Regions from separate parts of the Mus musculus genome. Here region 2 is linked to region 1. The links are chromatin loops, found by intact Hi-C in ENCODE. Cell type or tissue: heart. All regions are shown on one strand. Each heading gives the region's core, and the rest is flanking DNA. Links, peaks and the distances in the headings are about the cores only. Region 1 has its middle 210 kb from the start of Tmem135. Region 2 overlaps Grm5 (glutamate receptor, metabotropic 5).

Region 1 (10,120 bases), core at 915-8,914:
TACATATATGTATGCATATGATAGAGTAGGGTGAATTACCTTCTGATTCAATGATCATATATGAGTCAGTAACATGAATCAGATATATACATATATATACATATATAGGCAGATATACATATGTACATTCCAATTCTAAAATATAATTGGACATGAAACTCTTAAATAACCAACTTTACTCTGACAAAAGTGACGCTAAGAGGGGTAGGCAACTGGACTTCAAAGCTCTTTATAAAGCTTTAGAAGAAGTGCGCCATTCCATTGCTTATGTGAAGACAGACAAACTGATCAAAGAAACGGCATGAGTTCAGTGTCCAGTTGCTGAATCATTGTAGTGTCGTGCTTCATTAAAGGAAAAGCCAATCTTCTTGTATATGTGCTAGTGATAGGCCAAGAAAATGATCTTGAGCCTCATTGCAGACAACCACAAAATTAATTTTAAAAAATACATCTAATTCAGGAGGTATTTATAAACCAAAATGTAAAACCTAAAATAATAAGCTGACAGAACAACAATGTAAAGTCTTTGTAAATGTAGGTTAGTTAAGCAAACATTTCTTGAATAAGACTTATTATAAAATGAAAATCTGTTGAGTTACAGCAGCAGTTCTCAGACTTTCTAATGCTGTGACCCTTTTATTCCTCATGTGGTAACACCCAACTATGAAATTATTTTCATTGCTACTTCATAACTGTAATTTTGCTACCCTTATGAATTATAGTGTAAATATTTGTTATGCAGGATGGTCTTAAGTGACCCCTGTGAAATGATCACAACCCACAGGTTGGGAGCCACTGAATTAAGGGCATGGCTTGGTGTTCTGTGAACCTGGTCTTTGGGTTATATTACTGTTTGTGTAGATTCTGGGAGAACCTAACATTTACAATTGGAGAATATACTGGGGCAACCACACTCAGCAAGTCATTTTGGAGTGAAGCTTCAAGCCCTATCCAGACATCCATCTTAACTGTATAAATAAAAGGTTTTGGGCCCATAACACAGGCACTCATGAGGCCTAATTCACATCCAGGGGTTCCTAGAATGTCATATTTTCAGTGAACTTGCTTCATTTTAGCATTTCAGTCCCCTTTAACCTATTCTATATGCTTTCTAGTTCTGTACACTCAACATCATTACAATAAATGATTGGCTTATGACATCTGCTCTTTCATCAAGGAAATCATCACTTTATTCACTGACAAGTCCCTGGCATCTGAGAAATTCCTGAACATAGTAGGTGTTTGGTAAATAGTTACTAGAATTTTCATTTGTGTAAGAGTTATCACCTCGCTGGTGTAACTAGATATCTACATATAGAAGAATGCAAATAGATCCATACCGATGCACAAGCTCATGTCCAGGTGGATCAAAGACCTCAACATAAAACCAGATAAAATCAATTTTATAGAAGAGAAAGTGGGGAGTAACGTTGAACACATTGGCACAGAAGACAATTTGTGTTTTCTGAACCAAATACCAACCACTCAGACACTAAGGTCAACAATAAATAAATGGGGCCCCATGAAACTGAAAAGCTTCTGTAAGGCAAAGGACATTGTCAATAGGACAAAATGACAGCCTACAGGATGGGAAAAGATCTTCACCAACCTTACACCTGACAGAGGGTTGTTATCCAAAATCAAAAGAACTTAAGAAATTAGACACCAATAAGCCAAATAGCCCAATTAAAAATGGGGTGCAGAGCTAAACAGAATTCTCAACAGGATTCTAATGGCTAGGAAGCACTTAAATGTTCAACACCCTTAGTCATCAGGGGAATGTAAATCAAAATGACTCTGAGACTTCATCTTACATCCATCAGAATAGCTAAGATCAAATACTCAGATAACAGCTCATGCTGGCCAGAAAGTGGAAGAAGGGATTACTCCTCCATTGCTGGCTTGTACAACCTCTTTGGAAATCAAGTTGATCAAGTTGGCAGTTTCTAAAAAAAAAGGTAGTGCTACCTCAAGACCCAGCTATACCACTCCTAGGAATATACCCAAAAGATGCTTCATCATACCACAAAGACACTTGCTCAACTATGTTAACAGCAACTTCATTTGTAATAGGCAGAAACTGAATAAAACCCAGATGCCCCTGAACCTAAGAGTGGATTACAAAATGTGGTACATTTACCCGATGGAATATCACACAGTTATTAAAAACAGTGACACCATGAAAGTTGCAGTCAAATGGATGGAACTAGAGAAGATCATCCTGAGTGAGGTAACCCAGACCCAGAAAGACAAACATGGCATGTACTCATTTATAAGTGGATATGAGACATAAAACACAGAATAACCATGCTACAATCCACAGACCCAAAGAAGCTGATTAACAATGTGGGCCCAAAGGAGTATGCTTGAATCTCCCTGAGAAAGGGAAATGAAATGGACATCAGGGGTGGATGGAGGGTAGGGGAGGGATGTGGGTGGGAGAGGGTGTAGGATGGGGAACAGACAGGATCAAGTGTTGGGAAGATGGTGAGAGAACTGGAATTGCGTGGGGGAGGGCTCATCTCTGGGATGAGTTAGAAACCTAGGACAACAGAAACTCCCAGGAATCGATGAAAGTGACCCTAGATAAGACTGCTAGCAGTAGGGAATATGGAACCTGAAATGACCACCTCCTGTAACCAGGCAAGAATTCCAATGGAGGGATGAGGATATCATCCCAGTCACAAAACCTTCAACCCACAATTTGTCCTGCCTACAAGATGTGCAAGGATACAGAGGGAACAGAAATTGAGGGAATGGCCAACCAATGACCAGCCCAACTCGAGATACATGCCATAAAAGATAGCCTACCCATGACACTATTAATGATATTCCACTATACTTGCAGACCAGAGCCCAGCATAACTGTCATCTGAGAGGCTTCACCTACCAGCTGATGGAAATAGATGCAGAGACCTACAGCCAAGCATTAGGTGGAGTTCTATGGAAGAGGGGTATCTAATAAATTCCAAATGAAAGCCTTTAAAAGGAATATTTGATTTGCTCTGCATTTGTATTTGTGTGTGCATGCACTCCTGAGATCACAGGCATGCACAGCACACACATGCCACATCACAATTGTAGAGGTCAGAAAAGAACCTTCAGGAGTCACTTTTCTCCTACTGTGGGTTCCAGGAATCACCCTCAGGTCCTCAGGCTTGTTGGAACAAGTACTTCCACGTGCTGAACCTCCCTTGTGGCCCTCGAATGCTTTTAGTGTGATTGAATGATCCTTTCCATGTGACAAGAAAAATAATAGTGGGAAGTTAGGATTACCAAAGATAAGGAATTAAATTTATCGTTTATCACAGATAAAACCCCAGGGTCATTTATTCTGGCTTTTAGGCAGAACATCCAGGTGCAGGCTTCCCAGGACCATTTAAGTGCTGTCTGGAGAAGTGAGGCTTCAGGGACATTACTCAAGGGAACGGTGGTGTGCATAACACAGTTTTCCATGAGCATGTACTTTGGAGCGGAGATTCCAACACAGAGCTTCTGAGGCCTCAGCTGGAAAGGATGGGGGGACAAAAGTGTGAGAGATGGATGATTCCCCTCCCATATGGCTTCTTCACTGCTCTGTAGCATTGGCTAGGATGCTTAGAAGTCCCGCAGTTCTACTGAACAGTCAAAAGGATTCCTCAATTTGGCCTTTTCCTGCAATGCAGATTTCTTCTTTGACAACTTGGTTAAGCAAGTCTCAAAAGTAGGTCCTTGGAAAGCCATGGAATATTTCTGGGGGTTTTCTAGAAGTCTCAAAATGGCTGATGATCACCTCTGCTGTGTTTGCTTTTTCTAAGCAGTCACAAATGAACCCCAATAAGTAGACTGAATTTTAAAGTGCAAGTATAAACTTGTCACTGCATTGGCCTGTGTTATAGTACGAGAAAGAGAGAGAGAGAGAGAGAGAGAGAGAGAGAGAGAGAGAGAGAGAGAGAGAGAGAGAGAGAGAGAGAGAGATGACAATATGGCACCTGGGCATATGGGTGGAAACGAGGTGACAGTACAGCTCAAGAAGGTCAAGAAGGGGTGGTGGCAAGGTGCGCACAGAGGAAACTTTCTGTAACTACAGCAACTGGGATGAGATGCTTGGATTCCTGGGCATGTATGATACATTTCCAGCTCTCTCCTTACCTTCTGTTTTGAGTCAGAGCCTTTTTGTGTTGCCTGGGCTCACCCAGAATCCACTTGGTAGCTAAGGCAGCCCATAAACTTCTGTTCCACCTTCCAGTCTCCAGAGAAGCTCAGATTACAGGTGTATGGTGCTGTGTAAGGTTGTGTTAAGTGTTCAGTGCAGGAGTTTGCCAAATTAAGAGATACGAAGGGTTTCTGATGAAGGGATTTCTAGGCCTACTACAATGAAAAATTACAGGCTTATTCTCTAGGGCTCACCTGCTCCAGTGTCTTATGATCAGGTTATTAATATTTTTACAAGAACTATTCTGAATTTTCATGGGATGAGAGAAACAGTTGTTATAATGTTAAGCTGTGGATGATGAATTTGTGCTTCAAATTTTCTTGCGATGTTTACTGACTACATCCCAAAGCACATGTTTCCTTTTCTCTCAAGCTTGTCACTTGCCCTCTATTCCAGCCAAGTGTGGCTTCACTTCCCTCCCTACCACTTAGACAGGAGTGTCAACACCGTCTTTATATCCCATGGACTGCCAATATCCTGTCAATTCAACTTCTGAGATACCTTGTCTCCTGTATACCCTTGTTATACTTCAGAATGAGTATTCCTCTAAGAAAGGGGTTGGGGATGTACAGACATGGACACATGGTTCATAACAGGTTCATAACAGTAGCCCTTGAGTTACCTTGTCAGTGGAATACATTTTTCCTAGTGAACCTCTCTGTATGCTTGCCTTAAATACACTTTAGAAAACAAGAGCAGAATAGAACAACTTATCTACAGCCGTAATTCATTCATTTCAGCCCTAAGATGTCCAAACTGAAAGCTTTGTTTATATCACAAGCTATCCTTCATGCTCCATTGTTCCTATAAATTAGCCATCTCCCGCCCATACCCACCAGACATGCAAATACCCATTCTCACAGTTTCCTGGACCCACTGTGGTTTCCTTGTTCTATCTATGCCTGTAATGTTCTTGTTCTTCTCATTTTCTGAGGTCTCCCCTGCCCTTTACAACTCCGATGCATGTTAAAAGAAGCTCCTGAGGTTCACAGGTTGTCACCTCTTGGGCTCACCTCTTGGCTTACGAACCTGATTTGCCACCCATGTCTTATATTTTGGCCAATAATAACATCTCAGCATAAGTCTGTTGAAGGAAGGAACTGTTACTTAGTGAGTTGAATCTCTGTGGCACTGCACAAAGCGAATACCCACACATGGGGGAGGGCTGGATTATTTTTGATGGTGAGGATGAGTGTATTGCAGTTAATATGGCTGTGATGACAAAGGTCAGCATCAGTGAAGCCGAGAGAAAGGAGAGTGAAGGGCTTCTGGGAAGAGATGTGGTGTGGGGATTGTGTGAGCATCATCAGAGTCACCCTGAAGCCACTATGATCACCTCTACACAAGTGCTTCCTGAGTCCTCTGGCTGTGATAATATTGGTTACTCCACATCTGGCCACCAGGTGACACCCGTGCTCTACCAGTGCTGACCAGGTTGAATTTTCAAGCTGCTGCTTAGCAGGCTGCAAGGTAAACTGCCCTGCCCGATAAAGGGTCAATGAAACATCATTGTAGTGTCCTGAGTTGGGATCCAGGGGCCCCAAATCCTAAACCCCCACTAGTCTCTACCTGTCTTCAAATGGCCTCCATGGAGGATTGTCTGCCAGTCTCCATGCATTTCCATCACAGTGATTTCTCTTTGCTGCTTCCTGTGGCCAGTATGGAAGAAAGTACTGAGGAGTTCTGAATGTCAGCTCCCACAAGACAAAACTGAGCCATCCACTCTCTCAGGGCAGGAATTAGCCCTTCCACACTATATCCTAAGAGTTACAGATTGTCCCCAGGCACTCAACCCCATGCTCAGAAATCACACACATTTTGCCTGCCGCTGATGAACCATCCACCGTCCCCATAGCAAGTAGCTTGCCAGAAATGGCTCTCAAGCCATGAGGAGGATAATCAGGACAATGTGCTGTGAGGCAGGTGGGAGGGGTTTTCTGGCAGATGAGCTAGGGACCTTTGGGGCTAGGCAGCCCATTGGAGACATCAAACCTCTGGAGTTGTCTTGAGTTGATTGCCCGAGCAGAGGCGTCTCTCCTCTAGGGTACTAATCACCAGCTCCTGCTCTTAAGTTTTGGCATTCTCTTTGTATGGCCTACTTCCCAGGTGAAGGCTCAAGGGGCATTCACTTCACAAGTAGACTTATTCCTCTGGTTGGTTGTGAGCTTGTAGAAATAGAAGGTTTAGTTTAATCTGTTTTAATTACAAGATCAAGGGATAATGGTTAGAGCCCTCACGTCACTCTGTATTTATGTATTGTAGAAATTGTTCCTGTGTATGTTTCTGGAATACATGATGCATTTGGGATATTGATATAATCTTTCTTTGTCTAATACCTGAGAACACTTGTTATAGGGGAGGAGCCAATCTAGGCAGCTTCTGCCTGGTGTCGTGGAGGCAAAAGATAGGGGAGACTGGGGTAAGGAATGGTAAAAAACCATTAGAGTACAAGTCATAGCCAGGAGTTGACTCTTCTCCACTGGACCCACCTTCTCGATTAAAGAACATAGACAGAGCATAAACAAATCAAGAGAAGATCCTAGGGCCCACAGTAAAAAGCAGAGACAGAACTTTGTGCTGCAAAGATTCTGGCTCATGAATACTGGTACAGGCCACCTTAGAGGTTTAAAAATGAGTGTTGGCTTTTGAGGTGAATGCCAAAACAACGCATCAGTAGAGGCAAGGCCAAGTGCAAAAGGGAGGGAGGGGCAGCTAGCACGGGAAGGAGATGGGTAGAACTCAGGGTCTGCCAGAAGAGGCATGGCCCCAGGATTTTCTTACAGGTGGATCTTGAAGTCCTTGGTGGGAGAGCTGAAAGCTGATCTAAGAATCTACTGTTTACTTGTGAGCTGAACGGATTCTACTATAGAATGTATTCTGGAACAGTAGAGTCAATTGACAGTGTTTCCTTCCAAACCACTGTCAGGACAAAGGGCCATTAAGTCTTAAGACAAATCGTTTGTCTTACATGCCTGTCCCTCAAATAAGGCTTTGGGGGATATAGTTTCCATAGCCCAACAAGTTGTCTAGCGGTCTTTTGAGATAGCATGCCACTGCTTTGGAATATTGGGGACCAAGGAGCCTAGAAAGGGGAATACTTTTCTGTACTCATGACCCAGGCAGCTCCTTAGGTGATATGTGGCCGCATGAAATGACATGTGAGAAATCACTTTGCAAAGACTTAGTCACCAGTGCTGCCAGAACTAAACCAACGCCCTCATTCATGTCACCATGGGCAACCCCATACTCTAGTCCTCTCCTGGACAGGTCCAAGGCTGTCCTGAGGGGAGCTCAAGCTGTCAGGAACACTTCTGCTTCAGGACAAAGAGCTCTGCCTCCAAAAACTCAGCCTCTTCTTCAAAGACTTAAAGCATTATCACACTCTCACAAAACATGCTCAGACATGAAGCAATTTGCCAGAGCTCTAGGGATATGAGTATAGACCACAGCAGAGAAGGCAATTTGAAGCACTTTTGAGTAAAATATCAGGTATAGAGTTCTCAAAATTTGTTGCCTAAGCATTATCTCTAGGGTCAGAGGCTGGACTTGCTCTCACTCTGGGGAGTGCTGGTTACCTGGACAGTTTTAATGCACAGACCACCCTTGAAGTCAAGTCTCTCCTTCGTCCTCTATTTTCAGTTTCTATTCATGTAGTTTAGGCCCCTTTCACTCCAGGGCAAAACAAATTGTTCTTTTCAAAGGTCCAAATCAGCCAGTGGCTTTGTGTTCTTGTCAAACACTCTCATCTCTGCCCTAGGTGCTTGTCAAGGTGCTTTCCAGCTCAAAGGTAGGATTTTGTTGTTTGCTTTTTGTTGTTTTGAGGCCAGCAATTGAGATACCATTTTCACCTCCTAACATCTATCGTCATAACAGATTCCAGAAATACTTTCATTAGTTTTGATGTGGGGGACATTTTTGAATTGGGGAAAAAAACTCAACGTAGTCACAGGTACAGTTATAAAGACTGAGAATGACCTGTAAAGAAGGGATAAAATTATCTAAGACTCTAAGCAGCTCTTTCTAACTGTTTGCTGTAAATGGGAAACAAATACACTCTCTATTTAACACCTAAGCTTCCTTTACAGCCAGGGCCTGGTGGCAGAAGGTCTTCTGTAGCTGAACATCAACAAGCAAAGTTTCCTATATAGATTGAAGTTGGGATTCACCCTGATGTGCAGGGATCCGGAGGACTCTGTCCTCTGACCACTGCCACCTCAAAATTTTAGTGGTTTTGACTACCAGCAGTTACAGGGCCCTCACTGGAGTGGGCCTGTTGATATTCTCTCACAGATGAGGGAAAAGTGGAGGTTATTTGGCCCTCACTTGAGATTGTAGCCACCTATTCCCATCTGTCCTCTCCACCAGCTGCATTCAGTCTCTCCAGCTGCAAGCAGTCTTGGGGAGTACTAGAGTACATAGGAAGTGGAAAGTTACCAAAGGGTGTTCCATCATAAAGCTTTCGAGAGGTTTTATGCTGGGATGGGGCTTTTCGGTGATGTCCTTTCTTTTGTGCCAGCTTCTATAGTAATTGTTTACCAGTGCTTCTGTAAGTAGTTCCCATGAACCCATTGGCTCACCAAACTAAACATAGAAGCATCTCTTTAGTACCTTATTTGGGGCGAATAGATATTTGTTCACCTCTTCCCAGGAAAAGCTACAATAAGCAAACAACAAGTATGGTGGAGCAGCTAGAATCTGGAGACACATAAGAGATGTAATCATTGCAGACAGAAGGAAGAAAAGAAGCAATGATTGAGTCTCCATTGACTGGATCTCAAACTCTGGCAAGCCTGAACCCTCTCTAAAACTTCATTTTCTTAATGGAATAGGAATAGATACCCATCTTAAAGGGAAGTATAAAGACTTAATGAAACAAAACAAACCAGAAGGCTGATGGAAAGAACAGGATAGGAAGCCAGAGTCTGCTCAGAGGTTCATAGGCCTGGTACCAACCTGTATATAGTTCTGGACACCCTACTCAATGTGGTCTTTATGATTTCTCCCAAATGCCAAAAACAACAGCTTCATGTCTCTGCTAAGTTTACTTACCATAAATGGGGAAGCACAGAGTGAGTCTCTTCCACCCAGTCATCTCCCCACAAAGTTGAGGTTATTATAGAAAGGGGCATGGTAGCCCCCACTGCAACACCCCATCCTGCTACCTCTCAGCTGACAGAGAAAGAGAGAGAGAGAAAGAGAGAGAGAGAGAGAGAGAGAGAGAGAGAGAGAGAGAGAGAGAGAGAGAGAGAGAGGAAAGAGAGAGAATTTGGCAGTAGTGGTAGTGCCTAAGAAGGGCAGGTGCAGTTGATGATGAGAGACTATAGGGCTATGCTTGCTAATTTTAGAATCTTGACTTTATAGATTACAGTTTTGAGTTCAACCACAAAGAACCTGAATGTAAAGAAAAGGAACCTTGGAATTGTCACAGTTGAAATATTTACTACCCTCTCATACTTAATAGTCCTTTCTTCTCTCGCTTCCCACTGTTTTCATGTTGGCCTTCTTATTGCCACTGTGGACATAATGATTTTTGCCACTTTTTTCTCCTTCACATGGAGAAATCAGTGAGCCTGACATATAGAAGCATTTGAGTTCAAGTTTGATACTGAACAAATGAAGACTTAACACATGGATGGATAGGAGCATAGTTGGGAGTTAGAGATCTAACAGACAAATGGGTTCTACTGGTCAACCTTCTCTTCAGTCGTGATGATATTCACACAGCTGGGCCTGGAAAGGCAGAAGGTTGGGTTTGCTTTGTATAATTCAGCAGGGTTTTCACCTGGAAACCAGGGGCAAGGTCTATTTCCATGCGAGAGTCCTTGCCTAGGACATTCAAGACCCTGGCCTTCTTACAAAGTATGAGGCTCTAAAGGACACATAGACACATAGGTGCTTTATGAAAGCCAGGGCCTTGATACATAG
Region 2 (10,120 bases), core at 958-8,957, 1.0 Mb after region 1:
TCACAAAACAGGCATCAACAGATACAAAAATATTGAAATTGGCCCATGCATCCTATCAGACCACCATGGACTAAGGGTGATCTTCAATAAATAATGGAAAGCCAGCATTCATGTGGAAAATGAACATCACTCTTCTCAATGATACCTTGATTAAGGAAGGAATAAAGAACAAAAATAAAGACTTTTTAGAGTTTAATGAAGATGAAGCCACAACAAACCCAAACTTATGGGACACTATGAAAGCATTTCTAAGAGGGAAACTCACAGCTCTGAGTGCCTCCAAAGAGAAACTAGAGAGATCACACACTAGCAGCTTGACAACACACCTAAAAGCTCTAGAAAAAAGGAAGCAAATCCACCCAAGACGAGTAGATGGCAGGAAATAATCAAACTCAGGGGCGAAATCAACCAAGTGGAAACAAGAACTATTCAAAGAATCAACCAAATGAGAGGCTGGTTCTTTGAGAAAATCAACAAGATAGATAAACTCTTAGACAGACTCAGATGAGGGCACAGGGACAGCATCCTAATTAAAAATCAGATATGCAAAGGGAGACATAACAACAAATCCTGAAGAAATCCAAAACACCATCAGATCCTTCTACAAAAGGCTATACTCAACAAAACTGGAAAACCTGGACGAAATGGACATGTTTCTAGACAGATACCAGGTACCAAAGTTAAACCAGGATCAAGTTAATGATCTAAACAGTCCCATATTCCCTAAAGAAATAGAAGCAGTCATTAATGGTCTCCCAACCAAAAACAGCCCAGGACCAGATGGGTTTAGTGCAGAGTTCTATCAGACCTTCAAAGAAGATCTAATTCCAGTTGTACACAAACTATTCCACAAAATAGAAGTAGAAGGTACTCTACCCAACTCATTCTATGAAGCCACAATTACTCTGATACCTAAACCACAAAAAGATCCAATAAAGATAGAGAACTTCAGACCAATTTCCCTTATGAATAATGATGCAAAAATACTCAATAAAATTCTTGCTATCCAAATCCAAGAACACATTAAAACAATCATCCATCCTGACCAAGTAGGTTTTATTCCAGGGATGCAGGGATGGTTTAATATACAGAAATCCATCAATGTAATCCATTATATAAACAAACTCAAAGAGAAAAATCACATGATCATCTCATTAGATGCAGAGAAAGCATTTGACAAAATCCAACACCTATTCATGATAAAAGTCTTGGAGAGATCAGGAATTCAAGGCCCATACCTAAACATGATAAAAGCAATCTACAGCAAACCAGTAGCCAACATCAAAGTAAATGGTGAGAAACTGGAAGCAATCCCACTAAAATCAGGGACTAGACAAGGCTGTCCACTTTCTCCCTACCTATTCAACATTGTACTTGAAGTCCTAGCCAGAGCAATTTGACAACAAAAGGAGATCAAGGGGATAAAAATTAGAAAAGGAGAAGTCAAAATATCACTTTTTGCAGATGATATGATAGTATATATAAGTGACCCTAAAAATTCCACCAGAGAACTCCTAAAACTGATAAACAGCTTTGGTGAAGTAGATGGATATAAAATAAACTCAAACAATTCAATGGCCTTTCTCTACACAGCGAATAAACAGGCTGAGAAAGAAATTAGGGAAACAACACCCTTCTCAATAGTCACAAATAATATAAAATACATTGGGGTGACTCTAACTAAGGAAGTGAAAGATCTGTATGATAAGAACTTCAAGTCTCTGAAGAATGAAATTAAATAAGATTTCAGAAGATGGAAAGATCTCCCATGCTCATGGTTTGGCAGGATCAACATTGTAAAAATGACTATCTTGTCAAAAGCAATCTACAGATTCAATGCAATCCCCATTAAAATTCCAACTCAATTCTTCAACGAATTAGAAAGAACAATCTGCAAATTCATCTTGAATAACAAAAAACCTAGGATAGCAAAAACTCTTCTCAAGGATAATAGAATCTAGTGGAATCACCATGCCTGACCTAAAGCTTTACTACAGAGCAATTGTGATAAAAAACTGCATGGTACTGGTATACTGACAGACAAGTGGACCAATGGAATAGAATTGAAGACCCAGAAATGAACCCACACACCTATGGTCACTTGATCTTCGACAAGGGAGCTAAAACCATCCAGTGGAAAAAAAGACAGCCCTTTCAACAAATGGTGCTGGCACAACTGGTGGTTATCATGTAAAAGAATGCAAGTTGATCCATTCCTATCTCCTTGTACTAAGGTAAAATCTAAGTGGATCAAGGAGCTCCACATAAAACCAGAGACACTGAAACTTATAGAGGAGAAAGTGGGGAAAACCCTCGAAGATATTGGCACAGGGGAAAAATTCCTGAATAGAACAGCAATGTCTTGTGCTGTAAGATTGAGAATTGACAAATGGGACCTCATGAAACTACAAATCTTCTGTAAGGCAAAAGACACTGTCAATAAGACAAAAAGGCCACCAACAGATTGTGAAAGGATCTTTACCTATCCTAAATCAGATAAAGGACTAATATCCAATATATATAAAGAACTCAAGAAGGTGGACTCCAGAAAATCAAATAACCCCATTAAAAAATGGGGCTCAGAGCTCAAAGAATTCTCACCTGAGGAACACCGAATGGCTGAGAAACACCTGAAAAAAATGTTCAGCATCCTTAATCATCAGGGAAATGAAAATCAAAACAACCCTGAGATTCCATTTCACACCAGTCAGAATGGCTAAGATCAAAAATTTAGGTGAAAGCAGATGCTGGCGAGGATGTGGAGAAAGAGGAACACTCCTCCACTGTTGGTGGGATTGCAAGCTTGTATAACCACTCTGGAAAACAGTCTGGCGGTTTCTCAGAAAATTGGAAATCGTACTACAGGAGGATCCCGCAATACCTCTCCTGGGCATATATCCAGAAGTTGTTCCAACTAGTAAGAAAGAAACATGCTTCACTATGCTCATAGCAGCCTTATTTATAATAACCAGAAGCTGGAAAGAACCCAGATGCCCCTCAACAGTGGAATGGATAAAAAAAATGTGGTACATTTACACAATGGAGTACTACTCAGCTATTAAAAAGAATGAATTATGAAATTCCTAGGCAAATGGTTGGACCTGGAGGGCATTATCCTGAGTGAGGTAACCCAATCACAAAAGATCTCAACAGATATGTACTCACTGATATGTGGATATTAGCCCAGAAAATTAGAATACCCAAGATATAAGTTACAATTTGCAAAACACATGAAACTCAAGAAGAATGAAGACCAAAATGTGGACACTTTGACCCTTCTTAGAATTGGGAACAAAACACACATGGAAGGAGTTACAAAGACAAAGTTTGGAGCTGAGACAAAAGGATGGACCATCTAGAGCCTGTCATATCCAGGGATCCATCCCATAATCAGCCTCCAAACGCTGACACCATTGCATACACTAGCAAGATTTTGCTGATAGGACCCTGATATAGCTGTCTCTAGTGAGACTACGCCGGGGCCTAGGAAACACATAAGTGGATGCTCACAGTCAGCTATTGGATGGATCACAGGGCCCCCAATGGAGGAGCTAGAGAAAATACCCAAGGATCTAAAGGGATCTGAAACTGTATAGGTGGAACAACATTATGAACTAACCAGTACCCGGGAGCTCTTGACTCTAGCTGCATATGTATCAAAAGATGGCCTAGTCGGCCATCACTGGAAAGAGAGGCCCACTGGACTTGCAAACTTTATATGCCCCAGTACAGGGGAATGCCAGGGCCAAAAAGTGGGAGTGGGTGTGTAGGAGAGTGGGGGGGGGATGGTATGGGGGACTTTGGGGATAGAATTGGAAATGTAAATGAGGAAAATACCTAATTAAAAAAAATTAAAAAAAAAGAAGTCAGACATAAAAAAATATAACATCTAACTTTAACAGACAATATGGTGAATAACATTCTCCAGCTAATGTTATTTACTTATTATGGCCTGAGTAGTAGGATTCGCCAAAGAAAAGACCTTGCTTTGCTCTGACAAGCACCTAGTCATTTCCTCTGCAAGCCTAGGTATTTTTGATGTCTTTTCACTAACTTAAAATTTCTTCCCCCTTAGATTACTGAACTTTTAAAATTCCCTGGGCTTTCCTTGGTTTCTTCCCCATAAATGTGTGTATTGTTCTCACATGTCTCCAAAGCCCCATAAACCCTCTTCCACCTACTTTGCACATCTCTAATTCCACGAGGCTCTGCTGCCCTCTAGGGGGCCTGTTCATCACATACCTGTCAGCAATAGTCTATGCACAGTTGGTGGTGTCTCTTGGTGTAGGTGTGTCATGTCCATAAGAAGGCTGCCAAGCTCTAAGATCTTTTGCCTATTTCTATACTCACCAGTTTAGAAATCTACAGTGGCTGTGTAATGAAATGTGTGTAGGAACATGAGACCTGCATAAACAAGCAAGTAAGTGTGTTTACAAAACCCAGACTCATGTTCACAGGGTAGTTGATGCCAGCGTAGTCTTTGGTTATGAGAATCTCATCAGCATAAAAGTGATTTGAAGATTCTATTAAAGTTTATGTTATTGAATTCAAGACCTGAACATGAAAGATTGATGAATGAATGTCATTTGAGCTTCTGTCTAGGTCTTGGGAGATTGGGAGGTCTTACTTAAAATCATTTGCTGAAACATTGTGCTTCCTTCTTTTCTTTACATATGTGGTTTCATAGTGAGTGAAACTTGTTGCTATTTATCTTGATTTCTGTGTGACTTGAGCTGCTGACAACTATTTCATATTTGAATCCCCTTTTCTGTTTTATGATATAACATCATTCAAGTCTCTAGGGGAGCGGGTAATACTAATACCTCCACATTATTTCAATATCCATAGTCCCTGTTCTTTTTCTACCAAACTCCATTTCAAACACAAATTCTCTTGCCTTTACATCACTTTTTTTCCAGAAAAAAATTTAGGGTGGTCTAATTTGATATCACTTAATATAACTTTTGAAACTTCCCAATCAATTCCATCTTTTTCAAAGTGTATTTAATTGTTTACATTTATTTATTATTGGGGCTGAATTTTGAGGTATACAAAGTCCATGTTATTACCTCTCTCCCTCCCCCTCCTCCTCCCCCTCTCCCTTTCCCCCTCCATCTTCTTCTCCCTCTCCCTCTTCCTCTCCCCACCATTTCTCTGAGTGGGTGTTCCTCTGTCTCTCTGACTCATGATTCTTGTGTCAGCATACAAGCTCTCAACTATTACTCCAGCACTATGCCTACATGCCTGCTGTGATGCACCCCACCATGATGTTCAGGGACTCAATCTCTGAATTTTAAGCGAGCCCTGGAACAAAATGCTTCTTTTATTAGCTGCCTTCTTCATGGTGTTTATTTTACAGTAACAGAAAAGCAACTAAGATAACAGACCACACACAACAAGAAAGAAAAAAAAAAAGGAAGAAGCAAAAAGGAAGAAGGGTAAAGATAGTTAAAAACAGCACTGTAATCTCTATTATCTGGTTAAATATTGGTTAAGTTGAAGATAAAATAAAATTAAGCACAGTGACTTTTTAAGAATCAAAAGTAGAAGAATTCATTACATCAGTCAGAAACAGAAAGAAAAACAATATTATAGAAGTGTTTATCTGATGAAAAGAAGAGAATGAATTTTAATTATACCAAAGTTGGCATGATTTCATTTATAGACTAACTGAAAGAGTTCTAGGAAAGAAGACACTTGACAACTGAGAATTTAATGAGAGTTGCATTCTTCAAAGAAGCCGGCTTAGTAGGAAGGAGCCACGGAGCACAGCTGACTTTTCAGAACACTTCGGAGAGAGAAAGCAGCTGAGGTTTCAAACTATGCTTCTGTTTTGCTGTTACTTATTGTTGAACTACCAAAGGAAACCAAATATTTAATTATCCTTTTTCTTCATGCTACCAGCAGTGTACACTTCTTCCACAGATAATTGATGATTAAAATTTATACCAGGTCCCTTTTCTCAAACCATCTGGAGCATGGTTTAGTTAAGGGATGAAGAGAAAGGTGGAACATATATCAAAGAATATGAGAGACGGCTGTGAATTTAAACTGGGTCAATTGTCATAAGGGGTACAGTACTAGGATGCAGACTTCTGGTGTAAATTATGGTTATGGAATTATAGATCATTTTAGTTTGAAGTAGCTTGCTGAGAATTTGTTCTTGGGTGTGTGTTTCAGGGGGCATACATTACATGTGAAGGTCACAGGTGGATATTCAGTGTCTTCCTCAAACATTTCCAATATGCCCCACCCCTTTTTTTTTAAAAAAGTGACAGGGTCTCTCTTCAAACATGGAGCTCACCAATTGAATAGACTTCCCAAATAGTGAAGGCCAGTGTTGGTCTGCCTCTGTGTTACTGGAATTACAGAAATTACTGGAATTACAGAAAGAAAGAAAGAAAGAAAGAAAGAAAGAAAGAAAGAAAGAAAGAAAGAAAGAAAGAAAGAGAGAGAGAGAGAGAAGGAGAGAGTGAGAGAGAGAGAGGGAGAGAGAGAGAGAGAGAGAGAGAGAGAGAGAGAGGGAGGGAGGGAGAGAAAGGAAGAAAGGAGGAAGGAAGGGAGTAAGGGAGGGAGGAAGGAAGGGAGGAAGGAAGGGAGGAAGGAAGGAAGGAAGGAATTCATAATTATCATTCTTCTTTCTTTCTTTCTCTTCCCTTTGTCCATTTTTTTTTAATGGTTACCTTGTGTACCTTCAGTTGTACTGAAACTCACTCTGTAGACCAGGCTGGCCTAAAACTCAGAAATCTCCCTGCTTCTGCCTCTCACTGCTGGTATTAAAGGCATGTGCTGCACCATGCCCAGACTGAAAACAAATATTCCAAAAGAACCTGTTTGCATACAAACAAACAAAGCCACTCCCAGTTTTACTTTATCACCTATTAAACTCCCATCATTTAATGAAAAATATTTTGATCAAATTTAAATGGTAATGAATGAGACCAGTAATATCTCAAACAAATTAAAATTTACTGTAATTACAACATTCAGGAATAGTGAATCTCTCATTATATAAAGGGAGTATTTTATATGCAATCCATCAAGATCAGCCAGACATTATGTCTCCACGGAGATAGTTCAGTTATCAAAGATCTAAACCTTTAAGTAATCATTTATAAGCCTTTTTCCTTGTAAAGCAAAATACCTTAAACATGTCTGTAAGAATAACCTACCAGAACTAAGTCTTTGCATTTCCTTTCACAGGTCCAGGGGCAGAAGGAAATGTTTACATGGTGTATTAGAATGTTACATGTCATGTAGTGGTAAGCAAGACTGAGGGAAAATGGGATAATAGAGGGTGATAAGGAAGGATATGCTGAAAAGAAATTTTACATATGTATGAATTATAAAATTATAAACATCAACTAATTAATTAAAAATAAAAATGACTTATTCTTTTGAAAGATGAGCTACTATTGAGTGCAGATTCACCACCTGGATTTATTTACCGAGTATTAGATAAGGGAATCTCTGCTGGTCACTGAACACAAATTTCTAAATCAGATACTTTATAGTTGCTGGCGATGAAGAGGAGGGAAAAATGCCTATAAGAAGCTTACAATTTAATATGATAAGGAAACATGTATTACAGTGCAAGACATCTCAATCTTCTCATTTGATATGTTTTGTATTATCATAATCTACTTTGTGAACATGCAAAAGTTATGTGAATTCTTTAAATACAGAGTCTTGCCACACTGTATAAGCATGTCTTGAACTTTTAAGATCCATAAATCCTCTTACTGTATTCTTCTGTGTAACCGACACTAGTACATATGGTTTTATTGTGCCTAACAAGTAAAAGGAAAAAAATTGCACATACTAACAATACAACAAAATCTTATGAATTCTACATGAAGAGATTTAGGTCTTATGCAGATATAATTTGCAAAATAATTTTAATATTTGGATTAGGAATTGGGGGTAAGAGTATGTTTTCTATATTTAAAAATAAAGATGAACAGTAGGCATTGGTAGAGGCAGAGAAGATAACCTGTGCAGAAGTACAGTATAGAAAGCAAAGAGATATCTATGGCTGGGAATATCTCTGTAACTATGACGATTTGGTCCTGTCAGATGGTATCTGCTTGGGTTCCCTGATGCATGACTACTGTTGGGACATTGGGGCTTGGTAAGGCAACAACAGAATATATGAGTAGCTATGACAGAATGTCTTGAGGATATAGTCCTTGGTAATATCAGTGAGAATACTTCAGATGAGATAAAGCAAGTGTGAGAAGTGACTGCCTGGATTTGATGGGTTCAGGGGGATTGAAATGTCAAAGATGATACAAGTTTGAGAAATTAGCTTCAAGTTGCAGCTTTTACCCAGAGAAGGTATATTAGTTATAAACTCAGTTATAAGGTCTAGAAAAGAAGTTGTGTTTTATTTTTTAGTCAAAATACTTTCTTCTGTTGACATGCCTTATGCATTAAAATGATTCACACTCTCAAGATGTTTCAAAAACTGACTTAAATATTTGCATGAAATGCATGCTTAAGAAATTGCTGTTATTTACAAGTCTAATTGATCACTTTGAAAATACACCTTCTGGGGTCTCATACTTTAAAATATACATTTACTTATTTTGAATGATTTGTGAATACAGACCATTAAGTTTATCTATTGTTTCTCATATATAATAATATGCTTAAGGACTGATCACTTGGGATTAGACAGACTATAAGAGGGCTAGTCCCTACAAAAGACTGATTCATTTCAGCAGTCATTAATTGCATAATTAAACAGAGGTAATGATCTTGAGATGGGGCATGGGGGAATATAGAGTTGCAAAGGTGGAGAGGGGAGCAAGGAAATGGTATACTACTGATGTATGAAATTCTCAAAAGCACTTAAATAAAAACTATTTAGCTTTAATTGTGTGTATTATGTATGTGAATGTCTGTGTATGTCTATGTGCAGGTAATGTAGGCCCCTCAAGAGGCCAGAGGCCAGAGGCCAGAGGCCTTGGAAATCCTGGAGCTGAAGTTACATGCAGTGATGACCTAACTTAGATGGGTGCTGGAAACTGAACTCCATTTCCCTGGGAGACCAGTGTGTAATCTTAACCACTGAGCTGTATCTCTACCCCTGGAGTCCTACACATTTTGAGGGACAATGTTTCAAATAGTGTCTATTGGTGAAAAGTAAACACAAGTAAATTTTAAGAAATGGTGTGGAATCACATGCTTAATTTGTCCCTGAGAAACAGTCTGCCATTTCTACTAGCTGTTTTCAAGTTGGTGGTGTGTACAGAGAAGTTAACTCATCCTTTAGCTGTGTGGTTGCTTGCCTAACTTTTGGACATGAGCTTGATTATAATGGAGAGAATAAAGAGAATGGAAAAGAAGAGCTATTAACAAAGGCAGAGGAGACAATAAATAATTCTGCAGTTGGTCGAAGTGGTCAAAGGAGATACTCGGCTAAACCTAATTACTTCTGATAACTTCCCAGATAACACTCATGATAGCAGTCTGCCACTGATTCTTGCAAAGACTTAGATATCCTTATTCACATAACCTTAATGTTTTAATTTCTGCTAGTCTTGGCTAAGACCTACAGAATCACGTTGATTGACTGTGAACTCAAGGTTGAGTACTTTAACCTATATGATCTTGGTTAGTTTACCTATATCCTGCTCATATGTCCCTATTCTCCTTCTATAGACTAGGCATATTTAAATTTGGCTAGAATATTTTAGAGACTGGTTTTGAATAAAGCTATAGTTGTAGAAACTGCAAAATGGTATTCTCCATCTCCCCTTTCAATTAATAAGTAGTACCTAATTTTGATCACCGCTTATTTATATTAAATATTTCAGCATAAAATATTGCATATTATTTTCTATGAATAGTAAAGGCAGCCTGATCTTTGCTCCCACTGGAAGTGAGGTGATGTAATCATAGCTCAGAAGGTTTGCTCCTTCTTCCTAGTGCAATCCTCAGAAAGAATCTTGGGTTTTTACTTAAGTTTTATAGCTAAAACTCTCAACTCCATTACCAGAATTCAAAAGCTAGTTTATCCAGTTACCACTTTAAGCAATTTACTTATCTCGCTAATTGAAAGCAGTGATAACATAATGCTCCTAAGCATTTTCTTCTGAAGTTGTAAAAGTTAAAT

Evidence for each region. Hi-C counts contacts between places; a loop is a spot of excess contacts. Peaks named below come from ENCODE experiments on the same cell type or tissue, not always from the same donor. Only the 100,000 strongest peaks of a DNase experiment are listed, where the experiment ranks them.
Region 2: a loop joins it to region 1, with 16 times the contacts of the local background. A loop is called at or near these places in 8 of 42 quality-filtered maps.

Annotation. Positions count from the first base shown.
Region 1 is chr7:89,122,190-89,132,309 of GRCm38, reverse strand. No RefSeq gene overlaps it. Among named protein-coding and RNA genes, the nearest start is that of Tmem135, 210 kb to the left of the region's middle. In heart, for the core only: a CTCF peak has its summit at 5,606 (motif pointing right); a DNase peak (open chromatin) is centred at 5,599.
Region 2 is chr7:88,092,010-88,102,129 of GRCm38, reverse strand. All of the region lies in intron 9 of Grm5 (glutamate receptor, metabotropic 5), which reads right to left. Among named protein-coding and RNA genes, the nearest start is that of Gm24249, 9.8 kb to the right of the region's middle. In heart, for the core only: a CTCF peak has its summit at 4,217 (motif pointing left); no DNase peak of the experiment used is centred there.